Regions from separate parts of the Homo sapiens genome. Here region 1 is linked to region 2. A link is a contact called in ENCODE Hi-C or POLR2A ChIA-PET data. All regions are on one chromosome and are shown on one strand. The core of a region is the stretch at or near the end of the contact, and the rest is flanking DNA. Distances in the headings are between cores, read along the strand shown. Region 1 holds the start of ZNF503-AS1 (ZNF503 antisense RNA 1). Region 2 overlaps LRMDA (leucine rich melanocyte differentiation associated).

The links. Hi-C counts contacts between places; a loop is a spot of excess contacts on that map. ChIA-PET counts read pairs that join two places held with the same protein, here RNA polymerase II (POLR2A). Pooled maps may share reads with other maps.
Region 1: a loop to region 2 is called in a map of heart left ventricle, with 6 times the contacts of the local background. The contact joins the promoter of ZNF503-AS1 here to the enhancer-like site in region 2. A Hi-C loop is called at or near these places in 3 of 168 maps with a recorded cell type or tissue (PC-3 and heart left ventricle), 1 of 37 single-sample maps with no recorded cell type and 10 of 50 pooled maps. POLR2A ChIA-PET finds 5 or more read pairs at or near these places in 1 of 52 experiments (activated CD4-positive, alpha-beta T cell).

Annotation. Positions count from the first base shown.
Region 1 is chr10:75,294,334-75,298,587 of GRCh38, reverse strand. ZNF503-AS1 (ZNF503 antisense RNA 1) reads right to left here and starts at 2,205. Exons shown (of 4, transcript NR_038226.1): 1 at 1,937-2,205. It also overlaps a transcript of ZNF503 not described here. RefSeq lists silencers at 3,325-3,374, 3,395-3,504.
Region 2 is chr10:76,034,277-76,038,793 of GRCh38, reverse strand. LRMDA (leucine rich melanocyte differentiation associated) reads right to left here. Exons shown (of 7, transcript NM_001305581.2): 3 at 2,660-2,786. Among named protein-coding and RNA genes, the nearest start is that of MIR606, 480 kb to the right of the region's middle. RefSeq lists an enhancer at 663-4,517. Within about 2 kb of position 3,017, at least 2 of the 41 ENCODE cell types and tissues checked have a DNase peak (open chromatin) inside an H3K27ac peak, as active enhancers do.

The sequences.
Region 1 (4,254 bases), core at 956-3,455, 740 kb after region 2:
ATGAACAAAATATTGTGAATCTATACAATGGAATATTATTTGGCCATAAAAAGGAATGAAGTTCTCATACATACTACAACATGGATGAATCTTGAAAACATTATACTGAGTGAAAGAAGCCAGGCGTTAAAGGCCACATATTATATGACTCTATTCATGTGGAATGTCTAGAATAGGCAAATCCATAGAGACAGAAAGGAGAGTAGTGATTTCCAGGACTAAAGGGAGGGAAAAGTGGGGAGTGACTATGAATAGATATGGGGTTTCTTTTTGGTGATTAAAATGTTCTCGAATTAAATAGGGGTGATATTTGTACAGCTTTGTAAATATATTAGAAACACATAATTTTACCTTCTAAAGTGTAGGCTTTACAGTATGTGAATTATATCTTAGTAAAATTATTTTTAAAAAATGGATCCCAGACCTAAACGTAAAACCTGGTAGTCTGGGGCTGGGGTTGGGGCTGGAACTGAGTACTGACTGAAAATTGACTCAGGAGGATTCTTTGGGATGATGGAAATGTTCTAAAACTGGATTGTGATCATGGTTGCTCTTTATAAACTTACTAAAAAATCATTGGATTGTTCATTTATAATGGATGATTTTACGGTATGTAGGTTTCACCTAAATAAAGCTGTTTATAAAATGAATCCAGTGAAAACAGAAATCAAAACATCACATGGTAAACAGTTGGGGAGAAGCTGGGATGAGAATGTATCTTAAAAATGAAATAAAGGAGGATAGGAGGTACTGGGGTAATGAATGTTATGTTTCTTCACCTCTTTATGGGTTGTAGTTTGTGAAAATTCATTGAGCTGTACTTTTGTGATATATGCACTTTTATGTATGTATTTCATATCACAATAAAAAGTTTCTTAAATGACATGGGCCTAGGAAGGGCCATGAATGAGCCAATTAACGAGTTACAGAAGCTGTGAAGCTCAGCTGTGCAGCTGCTCTTGGGTCTCTGTGAGATTTTCTGCCTTCCTTATTGCCACCATTTTACAGTAATACCCATTTCTAGAGCTAGCCTGAGCAAGTTTCTGTTTCTTACTATAAAAGAGCCTCATTAATACATCCACAAATACAGCTACTGAAATGAATGAAATCCACAAATACACCTCCAGAAGGGCAGGGGATTTTGTATATTGCTAAATCCCCAGTGTCTAGAACAATATCTGTCACACAGTAAGGTCTTAATGTACATTTCTTGAATGAGTAAACGAATGAGCAGAGGAATAGCTGTAGAGGAAGGAAGGTGTAGAGCAAGAGACTTGTAAACACAGACATTTTTCAATGCAGCCTAGCTAGAGTCGGGGGTGGGGGTCAGAGGATGAATAATGCCTCCTGGGAATGTCAGGAAAATGTCACAGAGGAGGAGATCTGAGAGCTGAGTCTTGAAGGATGAGTAGGAGTTTGCCAGGGAAAGAATACAGGAGAGTAGGATAGACAGAAATAAACACAGATAAAATCACACTGTTCTGAAAGAGGCTGGCACTCTTGGGGATCCTAAGAAGGCTCATGTGGCAGAAGGGCAAGGTCACAGTTGAGGACAAGTGAGAGATAAGGCTGGAGAGAGAAACTGGGGGTAGATGGAGAGGCTCACCTATTCCCAGCCAAGACACTGCAACTGACTCCCGTAGGAATCACAGCCAGGAGAGAATTTTTAGCAGGGGTCAAAATGGCTTTTTAGGAAGCTCACTTTGGCTGAGGCAAGAAGAGTTTCTCCTCTGAGTTCATGGGCCATCTCCTCTGTTGGTACCTACACGTCCTCTCCTGTATGTCTCTCTCTTTCTCTGCATTCTCTTCTCTCTCTCTCCCTCCCCCTGCCCCATGTTTTCATATCTAGATATCTCTTTTCTGCCTGTGGATTTCTTTCCATTTTTCTCTCAAGACATCACTCCTTGAAAATGTCCCTCAACCCCTTCCAGCTTACTTGTGCCCAAACAGCTTCGATTCCATCTTCAGGACTCATTCATCTCCACCAGGCTGGAGTCCTTCATAAAGAAGTAACACAAGATTTCCTCTTGAACAACAAGCTCTTCCGGGCTTCACCAGTTACAGATGAGAAGCCTGGAGGAAGGGGGGGTGTCTGAGCCACCCTCTACTTGGCCCAGAAAGAGTGGGCCACCACCCTCCAAGACCTGCATGGATCCAATGAAGCAAAAACACCATGCTCTCCTCTCAGACATCCTGATGCCACTCACAACGTGAAAGGGGCCAATGGCTCAGAAGCCACTGCCCTTCCGGTCTCCTCCAGCAAATCCTAATACCCAGTTCTCATGCCGATGACCTTCCGCTCTGAAATGCTTCCTGGCATCCACCCATCCTCCCAGGGGCTGGACAACTAGGTCAGGGAGAAAACAGCCCCTCTACCATGCTGAGACAGGGACCCCTCTCCAGGACAATTCTCTTCCCTGAGACAAGAGGGTCAAACAGCTCTCCTAGACATGACCTCAGAGATGTGCAGCCAGGGCCCTGGCCCAATTTATTACCACGGGGCTATAATTAGGTTTGTTAACATACAGTCGAGTGTAGTCTTGTTGACTAGGAACTTAATCACGTTACTATTGAGTTCCTGTACGTATTGCTCGGGGTGACTGTTTTACTTGTAGAGTTATAGCCAAGCCCAACGGGAGGAAATTAGCTTTGGACACAAGTTTGGAGGGGGGTTCTTTTTCCTCCTGACTTTGTCTCTCTCTCTCCCCCCTTCCATGTGAAAATATTTAGCAAACAGTGACAATGATGAAAAACAGTAGGAAACAAAATGTTCTACATTAGTATAAAACATGAAAAATGCAGAAGGACCCTTAGCGGTACAACATGTGTTATGCTGGCTGGCAGTCCATTAGCTCTGATAGACATTTCACTTACCTAAGTCAAATATAACAGTCGAGTATTCATTAATATAAGAAGGGGCTGTGGAATCAGAGCTACCATCTGGCTGGGCCGACAGAATAATCTACAACTCATGATTAGGTCTAAGGAGTGGGGTTTCACTTTAATCTTTCTCATTGCTCGAAATTTCCATCTGCGCAGTTCGGCACATCATTTTTCTTCAAGACAAATGTGCTGTTTTTCATGTTCCAAAATTAGATCAGAAGAAAACGATTAATCATGTCACGGCCTGGGAAAGGAAACAAAGCTCCGATACTCTCCTGCTCTCGCTCCCAGCTCCCGCCCCTCCCTGGCCCTGGACGGTTGCAAGTTTCGCTTTTCCCCCCCTCAACCTCTGGGTCTGCGGCACAACTTTGGGAGAGGCCGCCGCCCGCCAGGAGGAGGAGGGCGGGACTGCAGGGAGAGGTGTGAGGGCGCCCCGGGGCCCATGAGGGGGCGCGCCCCTGCCTCCTCCTGCCACCCCTCCCGGGGGTCGCCCAGGCGGGCCCGCCCCGCGCCGTGCCGCCTGCCCCCCGAGTCGGAGTCGCGGGCCCGGCGTGACAGGAAGGGCCCGGAGCCCGCCTCCCGCGCGTCCCCTCCCGGCCGCCGCAGCCCTGTCTGTCAGGCGGCTCGCAAGTCATAACAAATCCCTGGCGCGGGGCTGAAGCTGAGCATTTGCCGGAGCGTCATGGGGATGATGAATGACCCGTAGGCCTTTGAAGTGCTCTGCCAGTTCAGCTGGGTCCGCGGTGCTGACAGAGAAATATACACAACAGCGTAACCAATAATGAGAACATTAAACATTCCTGCGCCGTGACAGGCTGACAGAAAAACCCGGGCCCGCATCAATCATCGCGCAGATAGAACCCTGACAGGCGGCCCCTCGCTGACACCCCCTCCGCGCGCCCTCCCGGGCCTCCCCCTCTTCCTCTCCGGGGTCTCCCTTCTTTCTCTCCGGGCTCCCCGCCGCCCCTCCTCTCCTTCCCCACCCCTCCTCTCTCTTCCTTCCCCGCTCCGCTCAGTGTCCTCCCCCTCCGCCCTGTCCCCTGCCCCTGCCCTTGGGCGACTGCCTTCAGGGCCTCTCAGAGGTCAAGTGAGGTCTGGGCCACGTCCGTTCTGTGAGGCTGCCCGTGCCTGAACAGTGAAGAGATGCCACCCCAGAGTGAGAAGACTGCAGTCTTTGAAATTCAGCGTTAATAATTTGTGACTTTTCACCCATGCAAAAAAATAATAATAATACAATCATTTACATGAAACCTCATGTGGAACTAGGATCGAAAGCCCAACGCCAGGCCCTTAGGGAAAGGGAGCTCCAGGGGAACCCCGTCCGCCCTCTTCTTTGGGCGAGGGTCTTTTGGAGTATCTTCCTGTGTGACT
Region 2 (4,517 bases), core at 1,768-4,267:
AGCTAATGTATAGAGGCCATATCTAAAGCATTTCATGGGGTGGCAATAACAATATGGAACCTAGAAATTGTTGGAAAGCCTGCAACATTCTCACAGTTAGGTAGGAGAGTCATTTAGCTGAAAAAGTGGCATCAGAAGTGCTGGGTTGAGAAGATAGCATGTGCTGTTATTGCCTGATTTTACCTACCTTTCTCTGTGACTTCTGAGTCAAGTAGATGGGGAAGATGATCTTCACAATCACATTAGTAGAGCAGAGGAGAAAAAAGGAAAGAAGTCTATTCAGAATATTCACTGATAAGAAAATGTGCTACAACAGCACCAGTGATATCACTGGTCAGGTTTACAGCCACACAGTGTCTTCTGCTTCGGTCCCTCCTAGGCCATTACCATTACTCCCTTAGCATTACTGCTACAGATTGGAAAAGTGGAGGCACAGAATAGGGAAAGGACTCAACCAAAGACAAAGAAAACCTCTCAGCACTCTGAAGCCAAGAGGCCTGCTTATCTCTGGTGACAGCAATACTGTGAATAAAACCATCGACCAGTCCAACATATTTCTTTAAAAATGAGAAAAAGAAGCTCACAGAAGATAACTTGTCCAAGGTCACACCGCTAAATATGATTAAGCTGAGACATGAACCAAAGTCCATGGACCCTAATATTCTACGGAGACCTGGGACACAGGACATGTCTAAAAATCCTTCTGTCCTTGATTTATTTGAGAATATTGGCCAACTGATCATCTAAGACAGCCTAGAAAGCCATAAGACTACAAAGTTTTTCAAAGAGTGATTGGGAAACTTGGTTGACTAACAGACATAAGAAGGGAAAATTCCACCAAAATTTCATTATGACAAAGACTGTGAATTTACATGTAGGCCCTCCCCTTCTACTTCTATCAAAGTGACAATAATGACCACAAGGAGCATATTTATAATACTATGGTCTGAATGTTTGTTCTTCCCTCAAATTCATATGTTGAAATTCTAATCCCCAAAATGATGGTATGTGGAGATGAGGCCTTTGGGAGGTGATTAGGTCATAAGGGTAGATCTCTCTGATGGGATCAGTGCCCCTATAAGGAGAGACTTGAAAAAGCTTGCTTCCTCTCTCTCTGCTATGTGATGATACAGTGAGAAAGTATCTTCACCAAGAAACCAACCCTGCTGGCATCCTGATCTCAAACCTCCAGCCTCCAGACTGTGAGAAATAAATGTTTGTTGTTTAAGCCACCTCATGTACGGTACTGTGCTGTAGCAGCAAGAGCTGACTGAGACAATATCTGAGAGAATAAAGAAAACATTAACTTATGGCTTGAAGTATAAACAGTAGCTAACAAATACTTCTGCAAATCATTCTTAAATGCTGGCATATGCATATGTGCCAAGCCTTACATGTATATCTGATTTTATTTTATACTCTAGAGGAAAATGCCTTGTCTCCTTTTCTATTTCTAACTTATTGTATGAATGTGAACAAGTGGTTTAACTACTCCAGGTCTCAAATGTTCCATCCAATAAAACAAAGCCATTGGACCACTGAGTCTGAAGCAACACAGTAGAATGCAGACATTGGACTTTGGACACAACACAGTTGACACTGAATCATCCAGGACCTAGCATCTTGCTAGTGTCTGGCTGTGTGCCTACACCTCACCTCTTTCTATGTCTAGGTAAATGGAAAAGACACACCCTTCTCACAGGGCTTGGTAAGGATGAATAACAACACACATAAAGAACCCAGCACCATGCCTCATTCCTAGGAGTGCTCAATAAGGAATAGCTAATGATAATGATGCATTCATCCCTCAAATATTTATTGAGCTTGTACTTGGTGCCAGGCACTATTCTTAGTGTGAAGAACAGAGGAGTTAACAAAACCAAGGAAACTCCCTGTCCCATCGAGCTGGCATTCTAGTGCCGGGTAATCCACTACACTAACAATGCAGGAGCTACGGGCCTTAGGTTGCAGCAAGGGTTCCCTGTTTCCATCCCCACTACAGAATCCAGAGCAGTTAGTGCCCGTAAGTCTCACCCTAGGCTGACTAGGTCCTTGCCTCCATAGAGGAGGCCATACACTGTCGTGGGTCCCCTAGGCCTCTCATCACCAGAGCATGGTATCCCCCAGTGAGGGCATAGCCAGGCCTGGGCTTCACATGTCTCTGCCACCTTAGCTCCTTTCCCTCACCAAAACGGTTCCCCAAGCCTGCCCCAGAGCCTTCCAGAAACCTCCCAGGAGAGGAAGTTTGCTTGGCGGCATTACCCGGGACTTCCCACCAGAGGTCGCCCTCCCACACAAGCCCAAGCAAACAGACTGGGCTTCGCTGCCTCTGCAGCGGTGACATTATTTTCTTTCTCTATTTTTATCTATTAAAAAGATTTCTTCACAGCCATAACTTAGATCTCTACACTAAAATGGAGCAACAGGAAGATATAATGGTGCGTTTCATTTATGAATGACCTATAATAAATTACTCTGAAGTGTCCCGAGTGCCAGAAGACAGAATGCTTTGTCTGCCCACGAACTGTATTTCACATACTTTAATTTAGCTGACACGTAAAACTCATTTGACATTTTGCAGGTATTTGTGCAGGGTGGGGTTGGGGGACGACTGTGGGGCTGGGTGGGGAGTGGGGGCAGCGGGCAGAGGAAAGGATATTCGGTTCTTGTTGAGGGTTAAGGTATGCAGTCTGGGTAACCCTGGCAACACAAGGTCGTCCCCCAGCTGATTGTTGTCCAAGATGAGTTCCTCCAGGCTCCTGAATGCGCTCAGTCCTTCCAGTGACCTGCAATGACAAAGGCAACAGGAAAAATGATCCTGCACTAAATCAGGGAGGCCATTATGAGCCGAAATAAATATTTTAACCTTCCCTTTCAGGACTGGGAATAGTTTGGGCTTGGTGCCTGTCAGCAAAGTGAATGACAAGAATTAGTAGCAGGAGTCGGGGCGGGGGCGGCGGGGGAGAAGGGGCCGCTGGCACCCACCGCATCCTTCACGCATTGCCAACATGAAGGATGAGGGTCACTTAGTGAGTAGCCAGGATCCAAAACAAAGGGCTTCAGATACGGCCTGCAGGATAAATTTGTCAATGTCTTGTGCCTTCAGGCACCCAGCCTCGGCTGACCCTAACCTCCATTCCCAAGATAAATAACTCTGTCACAGTTCACCTTCATTCCCTGGACACAAATTCAAGTTGTCATCCATCATTCCTGCCCAGAAATATCATACCCTCTTACAATAATAAATATAACTTCAAGTATCATTTCTTAGCAGTTCTCTGTACAGTCGCGGGGGAAACGACAGGGAAGGCTTCCTTTCTCTCCGTTCACATCCTTTGACTTTTTTTTTTCCTCTGCCTTTTTTCTTTACTAATCACTTAATTTGCTTCTGCCCAGCGTCCCAGTGGCTGCCCCAAAGGCAAGGCATCTGCAGAATTACATAATCACTCCGATCTGAGAGGGCTTTTTCTTTTATTATTTCTTTTTATTTGTTTTTGCTGCGGGTGGGGAGACGGGGGTTGGGAGAATTGCTGCTTCAAAGCTCCTGGCCTGAAGTTACTGTTTTAATTTATGGAAAGTGGATTTCTCACTTAATTTTTGAAAGAAGTGTAGAGTGCAACCCTGTAGATGTTGAGGCAGTAAATAAAAAGGCAACAGAAAGAATTAAGTACCCGGCTCCAGGAAAAAAAAAAAAAAACAGCAGAAAGGGAAAAATAGCCTTGCTTATACACATCGCTGAAAGTTAACTCTTAATTTTATGGGCTCTCATGAGTGTTGGGGGTGGAGGTGACACGAGGTAGTTGTGCACAAGTGCTTGCCTGGGCGCACACAGACATTAATTAAAGCAAGCCGGCCGGCAGAGGGGCTTACACAGAGACACAGACTCCCAGCTCGTTCACCTGCCAGACCCAGGAGATGTGCTGAGCCTGCACCGGCTGACAGCTGAGCTACGATGTGGACGGGAGGGAGACACGTAGGGGATGCCGGGCTATTCTATAAAATGTGACAAATCAGGGAGATGTCGTCCACACTATTTATTCATTTACTGATAGTGCTTCCATTACAGCCCCGTGTGCTTGCGTGTGCAATGTCTGCACATCTGCTGTGAGTGTGAACTTCAGCACCAGATCTTTCCCAAGGCATCCATAGCTCCCTTGTGGGATCGCTGCCAAGAGGACTCCAAAATAGGGAGTCAATACTTACGAGGTATAAAAATGTGTTGTAAGTAATTAAATCTGTAGATACCACTGGGCCCAGAGCTCTGCCGGCATGTTCCATTCCTGCCAGACCTCGGGGTGGTCCCACTCAGGACTCGACTCCCAGAGCACGCCTGCTCCTCCAACCAACACTGCCAGCCCCACCGAGGGGGGACACATTTTGGAGTAGGGGTCCAGAGGTCATCGTGTTTCATTTCCTCCTCCTTTCTCTTTTTCCTCTTGGTTCCGAGAGGCAAAACACAACTTGTGAGGATAAATGCTTGAAGGGCTGGATATCCCATTTATCCTGATGTGATGATT